2 separate regions of the Homo sapiens genome follow, and region 1 is linked to region 2. Evidence: read pairs that join two places in POLR2A ChIA-PET (ENCODE). Cell type or tissue: IMR-90. All regions are shown on one strand. Links, peaks and the distances in the headings refer to the core of each region. The heading gives the core; the rest is flanking DNA.

Evidence for each region. ChIA-PET counts read pairs that join two places held together with the same protein. Peaks named below come from ENCODE experiments on the same cell type or tissue, not always from the same donor. Only the 100,000 strongest peaks of a DNase experiment are listed, where the experiment ranks them.
Region 1: POLR2A ChIA-PET joins it to region 2 with 6 read pairs; 1 of 35 experiments calls an interaction of 5 or more read pairs at or near these places.

Annotation. Positions count from the first base shown.
Region 1 is chr10:72,014,814-72,021,763 of GRCh38, forward strand. No RefSeq gene overlaps it. Among named protein-coding and RNA genes, the nearest start is that of CHST3, 54 kb to the left of the region's middle. In IMR-90, for the core only: no CTCF peak of the experiment used is centred there; a DNase peak (open chromatin) is centred at 3,198.
Region 2 is chr10:70,417,080-70,421,669 of GRCh38, forward strand. EIF4EBP2 (eukaryotic translation initiation factor 4E binding protein 2) reads left to right here. Exons shown (of 3, transcript NM_004096.5): 2 at 2,835-3,020. Among named protein-coding and RNA genes, the nearest start is that of EIF4EBP2, 15 kb to the left of the region's middle. In IMR-90, for the core only: no CTCF peak of the experiment used is centred there; a DNase peak (open chromatin) is centred at 1,372; H3K27ac peaks cover 598 bases.

The DNA.
Region 1 (6,950 bases), core at 2,095-4,594, 1.6 Mb after region 2:
TTCAGGATCGTCAGTCTTCCTTCCTACACCCCAATTTACTCAACCCTGGGGAGGAGTCAAGCGCCCCGTGGGCTCTCTGGGACAGGGAGAGTTGGCTGGGACTCTCTGGAAAGCAGTTTGATCAGCAGGGGGCTGGGGTCAGGGACCTGTGCCATTGCCCACAGAGCCCTGCCAGGCCCAGCACTGGCCCAGCCCTGGAGCCTGCAGCAGCATCCTCAAGTGTGTTTGGAGAAACTGTGGTCACAGGATTGCTCTTGGGAAGTTACAGTGCACATTTGCGATTACAGGCTCCAGGTAGGCCGCTTTCCTTTGACTCACCCAGCATTAAGGATTACCTTCTAGAAAGAACCATTTTTATGGAATTCGTTTATCATGAAAAACTTTTTTCCAAACAACAGTCTTTTTCAAGACTCTGGCCTTCTTTATTTTTTAAGACTCTGTCACCCAGGTGGGAGTGCAATGACGCAATCACAGCTCACTGCAGCCTGGACCTCTCAGGCTCAAGCAGTCCTCCTGCCTCAGCCTCCCAAGTAGCTGGGACTATAGGCATGCACCACACTTGCTAGCTTTTTTGTATTTTTTGTAGTAATGGGATCTCGCCATGTTGCCTAGGCTGGTCTTGAACTCCGAACTCAAGCAATCTGCCGGCCTCAGCCTACCAAAGTGTTGGGATTATAGGCATGAGACACTATACCTAGCCAAGACTCTGTCATTCTGCAAAAGAGTTAGTAGCTACCAGCAGCCTGCAGCTGGAAGTGTGTAGGACCAAAAGCCACCCTAAGCAGCCATTAGGTGGTGGGTGAGTTGGCTGGGAGAAAAAATCTAGGGTTGGGTTTAAGGCCCATCCCCCTTCACACCATCCTCCCCGAGCTGCCAGGCTAAGAGGAGCCCTCAGAGATTGCAGCAGCCTCAGGGGCACTGAGAGCCAGGGTTCGGGGCACTGAGGGCCAGGGTTCAAGGCCCTGAGACTTGCTGTCCCCAAACCTCCCTGGTTCTTGGCTTCCTCAACTCAACCCACGCTGTGGGGCCTCCGTGGCATGACCCAAAAGATGTGGAACACCCCACAGAGAGTGGGAACTCTGGAGAACCAGGCCAGGTATAAACACCACGGGATACTATTTATCTGAGAAATAGGAGTTTGAGATTGCTCTTAAAGGAGCCATTTCTGAAACAGTGGGACAAAGGTTACCAGCAGTAAATAGGTTTCCTGGAGGTGTAATCCTCTAGTAGCTAGTAAAACCTTCGCTGAAATCTGCGGGCCGTTTATTGGAAGAAGAAGCAGGTAGTAAGTGCCCAGCAGGAGAGGCCCGCCCAAGAAAATTAGAAGGGGGAAAAAGAAGGAAGGGAGGGAGGGGGAAGGAAGGAGAGGGAAGAGAAGAGGAAAGAAGGAAAAAAGGGAGGAAGAGGCTGGGCGCGGTGGCTCACACCTATAATTCCAGCACTTTGGGAGGCTGAGATGGGAGGATTGCTTGCGGCTAGGAGTTCGAGAACAGCCTGGTCAACATGGCAAGATCCCACCTCTTAAAAAGAAGAAAAAGAAAGAGGAAGGAAGGGTGGGGAAGGTTGGGAAAGGAAGGGAGAGAGGAAGGGAGGGAGGGTGACAGTGGGATGCATTTCATGCCAATGCAGAGGAGGAAGACAGCCAAGTTGTTGAAAAGAACACCCTTGGGGATAGCCACAGCCACAGTGCCCAAGAGTTTAGAGGGTCAGGCCAAGCCCAGGTACACTCAGTCCTGTACACCTTTGGCCATGGGGCTAATTTGCCCCATGGATATGTGGCTCACACCATGTTTGTTTCTGTTTTTAACAATCGGCAGGCCAGCACGGTGGCTCACACCTATAACCCCCAGCACCCTGGGAGGCCAAGGCAGGTGGATCACTTGAATCCAGGAGTGTGAGACCAGCCTGGGCAACACGGTGAAACCCTGTCTCTACAGATACAAAACAAAATATTCACCGAGTGTGGTGGTGCGCACCTGTAGTCCTAGCTACTCGGGAGGCTGAGGTGGGAGGATTGCCTAAGCCCAGGAGGTTGAGGCTGCAGTGAGCTGTGATCACATCACTGCACTCTAGCCTGGGTGACAAAGTGAGACTCTGTCTCAAAAACAAACAGTTGGCATTCAAGGACAACACTAAAAACTGAAGGGGTTTTATATAAAAGGCAGACTTGGCTCCTCTTGAAAATCAGGTGTCTTGGTTTGGGTTACACCGGCAGCTGACACTGGGACAAGGGCAAAATGGTTTCTTTAGGAGCTGTGGATGGTCCGGCAAGGGAGGAGAGGAGGCAGGCAGCCAGCAGAACCGTGCCGCTGAGCCAGCTGCCACTTTGGGGAACTGGAGCCGAATCCCTCTGGGAACCACAGTGCAAAGCCGGTGCCTTGGACTCACTCCACCCCGGGGTGAGGAGAGGGAGTCTGAAGGTTCCTACACCAGTGCCTGTCAGCTTCTGGCTGAGACTGCTCTTGGAGGGTATTAATTTCACAGCACAGCCGCTGGCCCCAGCAGAACAGCATTCCCAAACTCTGGAACAAACCATTAGACTCAGAGGTAAAGATACAGGTGGCTAGAAGTTTCCAGAGCACAGTAAAAGGTTAGGTGTAGGGGATAGGGCACGGTCTGACAACATCTACGCCCTGGGGTGCTCTCATTCCCACAGGAAAAATAGGCTCTGGTGGGAGGGGGCAGCAGCCTTTTTAACCGGAGAAGGTCAGGGTCCCCACCTGCCCATCCCCCGGTCTCCCCAATTACTGAGGCAGCAATGCCCTTTGCCATGTATCATAGCACTTGCACTGATGTTTGACTTCCAACACAATATCTTCTCTGTGAATTCATGTCTGTCCAACATGAGAAAGTGTCAGGCCAAGAGGGCCACGGCTCCCAAGCCATTCACTGTGACAGCTCCCCAGCCACTACGGGTATTTGGGTTTGCAGCCCTGGCTTAAAGTCCTGGAATGCTAAGGGCTGGGCTGGCTTTCCTGACAACATTCACTCTAGGCTTCTTTTTTTTTGAGACAGAGTCTTGCTCTGTCGCCAGGCTGGAGTGCAGTGCTATCTCGGCTCACTGCAAGCTCCGCCTCCTGGGTTCATGCCATTCTCCTGCCTCAGCCTCCCCAGTAGCTGTGTCTCTACTAAAAAAAAAACAAATACACTCTAGGCTTCTTAATGCTTAGACCTCAGGAATGAGGTGGTTGCTCTCCCTGGTCTGCACACCATGGAACTCAACACCCCCTGGCCATCTCTCACGGCACCTACCTAGACTTCTCCCGCCCACCTAAGCAGATGGCCAGAATAAACACTGAAGAAGAGGACAGCTGGTTTTGCCCACCTGGAGGTGAACAGGGCTAGGCCTGCATCCAGTCCACGCCAGAGCTGCCCCCTGGAATGTTTTCAACTCATTTCTGCCTCGGTGCACACAGTGGGGCATGCTCCTCTGTGGGGCACACAGACCCCTTGGGCACGCGCTCACTGTGATCAGCATGGCAGTTCCCAGTGCCTGGGCTCAAATGCTTCTCCATTCTCTCCCACACAAGAAAGCTCAACAGAGTGACAGAGGACACTGTGTGTGCAAAGACCTGGAGGATAAAGGGGACATGGGAAGTTTGGAGACCAAGAAGCAGTTTGCTCTGGCCGAGATGGTGATGAGACAGGAAGCTGGAGAGGAAAACTGGGGCCCGAATGTACTAAGAAAAAGAGGTCTGACTTGCTCCTAAGAGCTATAGAGAGCCATTGAAAGGCAGAGTGAAGCAGAGTGGTTTGGTCTGATCAACTGTATTCTATTTTACAGAGAGAAGAGTGAGGCACGGAGAGCTGAAATGACCAGCAGCGTCAGAACATGAACCCACGCCACTCATCCTTGGATTCCAAGCCTAGATCCTCCTGTCCTATCCTTTGCCTCACACCTCCCACCCAATGTATTAAGACCCCATGGGCTGTGTGCTATGGTTTGAATGTCCCCCAAGATTCATGTGTTGAAACTTCATCACCAGTGTGATAGTATCAAGAAGTGAGATGTTTAGAAAGTAAATCATGAGGAGAGAGCCTTCAAGAATGGAATTAGCAGCTGGGTGCGGTGGCTCACACCTGTAATCCCAGCACTTTGGGAGGCTGAGGTGGGCAGATCATGAGGTCAGGAGTTTGAGACCAGCCTGGCCCACATGGTGAAACCCCATCTCTACTAAAAATACAAAAATTAGTCAGGCATGGTGGTGGGCCCCTGTAATCCCAGCTGCTCGGGAGGCTGAGGCAGGAGAATCGCTTGAGCCTGAGAGGCGGAGGTTGCAGTGAGCCGAGATCGCACCATTGCACGTCAGCCTGGGAGACAGAGTGACTCTGTCTCAAAAAAAAAAAAAAAAAAAGAGTGGAATTAGCAACCTTATGAAAGGGCTGGAGGAAACTAGTAATCACTCCTTTTTGCCCTCTGCCATGTGACAGCACAGCACTCGTCGTTTCCAGAAGAATCCAGAGTAAGACAGGAAGCAGAGAACATCCCTCACCAGACACCAAACCTGCAGCACCTGGATCTTGGACATCCAGCCTCCAGAACTTGAGAGATAAATTTCTATTGCTTAGAACTTGCCCAGTCTGTGGTATTTTAGTATATTAAGTTGGTGCAAAAGTCATGGGTTTTTTGCCATTACTTTAACGTAAAAAACTGCAATTTTTTTGCACCAACCTAATAGCAACACAATTGGATGAAGACACTGTGTACATGCTATGAAACCCAAGCCAGAATCACAGGCTTCTCTCTGGAGTCATACAGGGCAAGCCCCAGCTCTCTCTTGGGTGCTAACTTTCCAAAGTCTGCCCCTGAGTCTGCTCTTCTCCACGCTTGAATAGCAACAATGTGTCCTAGCTGTGGGACCTTGGACCAGTGACTTGCCCTCTCTGAGCCTCAGCTAGCTCATGTGTAGAATGGGGGATAATATCGACGGGAAGGGTAGGGTGCTGTATGGCGCATGCCTGATTTGCAGTGAGCCTGAATCAACAAATACTTTGAAGTCTGGAATGGAGGCCCAAGTGGAGCTTATCATGCAACCTAGGGCCACATAGAATGAGTCCCTCGGCATCTGCCCCAGGCAGGCAGGCTGTAAACCTGGACAAATACTGAAAGGACAAATACTGCAGGACAATACTGAAAACCAGAATTGAGGTTCCAGGGACCAACTCTGAGACACCCCATGGAGCAATTCCCAGAGTTTGAACAAGTGAGCAGGGGAGAGTTTTCTCGTTCCTTTTGGGAGTGTTCATTCATTCCACTTCTGTATTTTTTTAACATTCTCTTTCCCCTGACTTGAGGTTGATTTATTTAAGCAGTTTCCCTTCCAAGAAAAAATGCCCTCTGCCTCTGTCTCTATCAGTGGAGAGACCGACACTTAGAACCAAGAAGACCCTGGTTTAAATCAGTTCACTCAAGACATTGGCTGATGGGCAGTGCTTCTCCCTCCAGCCCTGGCTCTTGAGGGGTCTGGCCAGCCCAAATAGTGGCATGTTCACACTTGGCCTGACCCACCACTTCCTGACACATGTCCTATTCGGCTGGGGAGCAGGGAAACAGTTGAGAAGACATGTATCAAGACTTGCTCATGGAAGCAGGAATCCAAGATGCCCATTACAGGGGAATGCTCCTGACATCTTACTTCTAGACGCCAGTGCCTTTCTCTTTCTCTTTGAGGGGTGTTTAAGCCTCGGTCCCTGACCTCAGCATTCACATAGCCTGCCACTGTGCCTGACCCAGCAAGATCAGTGGTTGAATGAATTAATTAATTAATGGTGATAAAGTTCTAGAAGCATTTGGAATAAGAACTTTTTTTTTTGGAGACAGGGTCTCACTCTGTTGCCCAGGCTGGAGTACAGTGGCATGATCATGGCTCACTGCAGCCTCAGCCTCCCAGGCTCAAGCCCACATCAGCCTCCTGGGTAGCTAAGACTACAGGTGCACACCACCACAGCCAGCTAATTTTAATTTTTTTGTATTTTTTGTAGAGAAAGGGTTTTGCCATGTTGCCCAGGCTGGTCTCAAACTCCTGGGCTTAAGTGATCCTCCTGCCTTGGGTTCCCAAAGTTCTGGGATTACAGCCATGAGCCACCACACCCAGCCATGTCTTTTTAAATACACAGTGGTGCACTGTCTTTGCAAATGTCAGTGTTTGTATGACATGGAAGACAAGAGTGTGGAATCTGGAGCCAATCTGCCTGGTCTCAAGTCCTGGCTCTGCCCATTTCATGGCTGTGTGGCCTAGGGCAAAGTACCCAGCCTGTCTTTGCTGCAGTTTCCTCATCTGTGAAATGGGGATAAAGCTGGTATCTACCTCATGAGGTTGTTGTAAGTATTAAGTTAATGCATGAAAATTGGCGCATAGTAAGCGCTCAGAAATGATTACTGCTATGCTAAGAGCCTGGCCGGAGGTAGAAGAGGGTAAAACAGGAAGTTCTAATGGTTTTTCTTTCAAGAAATTGTTACTGAAACCACAGGGGTTCGGGCTAGGTCCTGCTGCTTACAACACAGAAAGCCAATCACTAAGACAATGAGGATTGCCGGGGAAGAAGGCTTCAACTGGGTACCGCATCCAAGGAGATCAGTCCCAACTCTGTCTCCCTGACCAATTAAACTTAGGGGTTTATATAGCAAGGAAGAAATGTAACTACATCTAGGAAAACAGGAATTAGGGAGGGGTAAGGAAGAGGAGTTGGTCAACAACAGGCAGGCGTTGGCTTAGGAAATCATGAAGGGTGAGAGGTCTGGCATCTCATTGTCCAGATCCAGTGAGTTTCAATCAGGGAGGCCTGATGGTTGGTTTCCTGAGAAATGAACTCAGATAAGACAAATGTAACTTTGCCAAGTTTCAAGACTGGGAGGTTTCATTTCAATATTTATTCCAAAGTAGCCATAAATGTCAGTTCTATGGGATAATTGGGTCTGTTTCAAAAATGACAAGATTGCAGCTGGACAC
Region 2 (4,590 bases), core at 356-2,855:
GGACTTGTTTTTATCGACTTACCAGTCCATCAACTGATAAATTGATAAGGTGCGATATATACATACAATGAAATATTTGGTAATGAAAAAGAAATGAGGTACTGATAAATGCTACAACATAAATGAACTTTGAAGACATTATGAAAGTGAAAGAAGCAGTCACAAAAGACTGTATTGTATGATTCCATTTATATGAAATGGCCAGAGTAGGTAAAACTATATAGAGACAGAAAGTAGATTAGTGGTTGCCTAGGGTCAGAGGGTGTGGGGAGATCAGGTGGCATCTAAGGGGTTGGGGGAGGTTATGGGGGTAATGAAAGGGTTCTAAAATTGATTATGGTGATGATTGTACAGTCCTGCGAATCAACTAAAACTATTGAATTATACACTGTAAGTGGATCAATTGTAAATGAATGCTATTTCAATAAACTTGTAAAATACCGTATCTTATCAGCTCTTTAAGGTCATAGAGGTTCTTCAGAGTTTCTCTTATACCTCACACATTTAGGCAGAATCTCCACTACCTATATCCTAGTTGGTTTAATTGCAATTCTTTAATGTATGCGTTGTTGCTGATACATAATTTAGAAAGCTTGCTTCTGTGCTGTGCTTTTTTCACCACCTCATCTCCACAATTTCCAAGCTTGATGTACTACAGAAGTAAGAATAATCTTGTTCCAGTTTGCAAGTTGACTCATCTGACAGTGAAACCTCACCCTTCTGAAATCTCATCATGAACAAAAGTGGGGTAACTCAAACAGATAGGCAAAGTCCATTGTTAAAGCTCCTTCCCTTTGTTCATTGGAAGGCCATCAGACCCCCTTTCAGCCTATTTGCCCTTATTTTACATAGCATGCTAATAAGCAAGTTGCTGATTTCCAAACCCACCAGACTAGAAACACCAAGTTAGAAAGGGTGTTAAGGGTGTGCTATACAGATTGAATTGTGTCTCCCCAAAATTCTTATGTTGAAACCTTAATTCCCAACATGATAGTATTAGGAGGTGGTGCCTTTGGGAGTTAATTAGGCTGAGTTGAGGTCATAAAGGTGGGACCCTCATGATGGGATTTGTGCCCTTATAAGATGGAACACCACAGAGTTGAGGCCCCCTTACCCCCATGTAAGGGACACAAAGAGAAGGCAGCTACCTACAAGCCAGGAAGAGAGCCCTCACCAGAAACCATCCATGCTGGCATCTTAGTGTTGGACTTCTAGCCTCCAGAACTATGAGACAATTTCTGTTGTTTAAGTTGTGCAGTCTGTGGTATTTTGTTATGGCAGCCTAAGCTGACTGAGTCATAGTAGTAGCCTGGAAAAAAGGTAGCTCTTAGTCTAAGGGGACAAGGGCACTGTGGGGGAGGGGTGCACCAGCACAACTTTGACCATCCGAACTCTGTATAGTGATGTTCAGCTGTACAGAGCACCAACTTGATAGGGCTTAGAGACTTCTTAGGTCACAACATAGTATAATAAACAATTTTCATAATACTGTGATTCATCAAGAGGGTTGAATCATTTTCTGTTGAAGGCCATAAAGGGATTTAAATCTGTATTAGAAGTATTTTCATTCAAGATAATTGAAATTGTTTACCCTTTGAAAGTTGAACTAAGTTTTGTGCTACCCAGAATGCCTCGTTCCTCATAATTTCTAGATGCCTTTTTGAGTGCTACTCTAGTTTTTGTTTTTCAAAGCAAAGAGGTTGAAGGTAAGTTTCTACTTTCCTTGTCCTAAAATTATATTTGATTTACATTTTGAGGCAGGATCTTGCTCTGTTGCCCAGGCTGGAGTGCAGTGGTGCAGTCATAGCTCACTGTAGCCTCGAACTCCTGGACTCAAGCTATTCTCCTGGCTCAACCCCCGAGTAGTAGGGACTTCAGACCAACAGCACCTCACTTGGCTCTTTTTAAAATAATTTTTTTAGAGACAGGGTCTCACTATGTGGCCCAGACTAGACTCAGACTCCTGGGCTCAAGCAGTCCTCCTGCCTTGGACTCCCAAACTGTTGGAATTACAGGCATGAGCCACCATGCCCAGGCTCTCTTGTCTTTTTGATAATAGCCATCCTAAGAGATGTGAAGTGATATCTCATTGTCGTTTTGATTTGCATTTCCTTGATGATTAGTGATGTCGAGCACCTTTTAATGTACCTGTTGACCATTTGTAAGCAGCACGTTTCCATAACTGTTTATCAGTTAAAGTGTACTCTTCAAAACTATTGTTTTTAAAACATTCAGGTAGCACTTAACTGGTAAGCAGATTGTTTTGTAGAATAGAGAGGGGCTGCCAGTTTCAGCTTTGACTATAGCTGTGAGAAGAATGTTAGTCTCAGTCCTTCTTTGGAAAGCCTTTAAAAGGGGCTGTTTATTTTTTCTCATACTTGTTTATTCTTTCATTTAAAACTTTTTTTTTCTTAAAGATGTTAATGTTAGGGCCTAGGTCACATATAAATAAGACATAGCCCTGACATAAGAAACTCAGAGTCTATAAAGAGAGACAGATGGATAAACAGGAGTCCTGTAATACATGATGTGTGTAAGATGGAGAGGAAGAACCTTTTAAAAAAGTGAGGGGTGGGGGTGGCTTCATAAAGGAAGTGATGGTTGGAGCTGAGTCTTGAAGGATCAACAGGAGTGTCCCTGGCAGAAGAGAAAGGGCATTCCAGATGGCAGAAGAGCCTGTTTACAGGCAGAGAGGTTAGAGATTATGCTTTCAACTTGAATTGTAAAATCCTTAAAAGTTAGGATTACATGGGATTTAAATTAAATTCCTGGGTGGTATTATATGTTGATAACCCCTTAAATTGTTTCAAACTCTTTTTAACCCTGTTTTCCAGGAACTCGAATCATTTATGACAGAAAGTTTCTGTTGGATCGTCGCAATTCTCCCATGGCTCAGACCCCACCCTGCCACCTGCCCAATATCCCAGGAGTCACTAGCCCTGGCACCTTAATTGAAGACTCCAAAGTAGAAGTAAACAATTTGAACAACTTGAACAATCACGACAGGAAACATGCAGTTGGTAAGAGAATGGCGATGTTGGAGACCTAGAGCGTGGCTCTTGGAATTTGAATGTCTGTTTGCTGTAGGTTGAGAAGCTATTGATTCTTCAGTTTTGTTTTTTGTTTTTTGTTTTTTTTGAGACACAGTCTCATTCTGTCACTGAGGCTGGAGTGCAGTGGCACAATCTCAGCACACTGCAACCTCCGCCTCCTGGGTTCAAGCGTTTCTCCTGCCTCAGCCTCCCGAGTAGCGGGGATTACAGGCGCCTGCCACCACGCCTGGCAAATTTTTGTATTTTTTAGTAGAGACGGGGTTTCGCCATGTTGCTTAGGCTGTTCTTGAACTCCTGACCTCAGGTGATCCACCTGCCTCAGCCTCCCAAAGTGCTAGGATTACAGGTGTGAGCCACTGTGCCTGGCCAATTCTTCAGTTAATAACTAATGTTCAGTTATATGTCTCTAAGGTTTCCCTCCTCCCCCAAAGGTTTCTTGAAATACTCTGAAAACCCTGAATTCTAAATCATAAATCTGATGTAGTTGGTGGGAGAAAAGAATCCAGAATCAGGATGATAAACCCCAAAAATGACTCTTTGAACCATGCCTTAAGGACTTCCTGGCCTAGGCTTCATTGGACTAAGGATAACACACACAGAAAACAAAACAATTTCATAGCCCCCATTTCCATCACCCTCAGGCAAATAGACCTTGTTTCTTTTGTTTTGTTTTGTTTTTTGAGACGGAGTCTTGCTCTGTTGCCCAGGCTGGAGTGCAGTGGCACGATCTCGGCTCACTGCAAGCTCTGGTTCCCGGGTTCACGCCATTCTCCTGCCTCAGCCTCCCAAGTAGCTGGGGCTACAGGCGCCTGCCACCACGCCCGGCTAATTTTTTGTATTTTTTAGTAGAGACGGGGTTTCACCATGTTAGCCAGGATGGTCTCGATCTCCTGACCTCGTGATCCGCCCGCCTCAGCCTCCCAAAGTGCTGAGATTACAGGTGTGAGCCACTGCGCCTGGCCGACCTTGTTTCTTATATGAGTTTCTTTTATATGGTGTGAGGAAAAGCGGTATGGTTTATTTCCTCTATTTTCCAGAACTGCGTTTAAGGTTTACCTAAATTACCCCTCCTCCAACACATTCTTTTTTTCTTTATCACTGTAGAAGCAGAATGGTGCGGTAGGAGTGGCCAGCTCCTGAAATATTCCTCAGGGACTGCACTTGGTGACCCCTAGATGGGGGCCAGCATTCCGCTTTGTCATATTTCAGATGAGTTTTTTAATGGACAAAGTGTTAGTTTGGAGCAGGGCCAAAGTCCAAAGCCTCCAGAAGAATGTGCTCCCCTGAGAGATGGCAAAGAGCTCCCCAAGAGCTGCTGTTTAGTCATCCTGAAGACAAAGGGACAATGGGGATGTTTTCACTTGTGTCCTTTTCCCCAAAACTTCTCCCCATGGGTGATGGGACTGCCATTCTTATTTTTCAGATTAAGACCAGCCAAAGCAAAGCAGAGTAATTGTTTTAAGGCAGCAGAGAGTGGGACAATTTGAATTACTTTTTGTCTCTCATTTAGAGGGAATGACAGTTAAAACTGTTATGC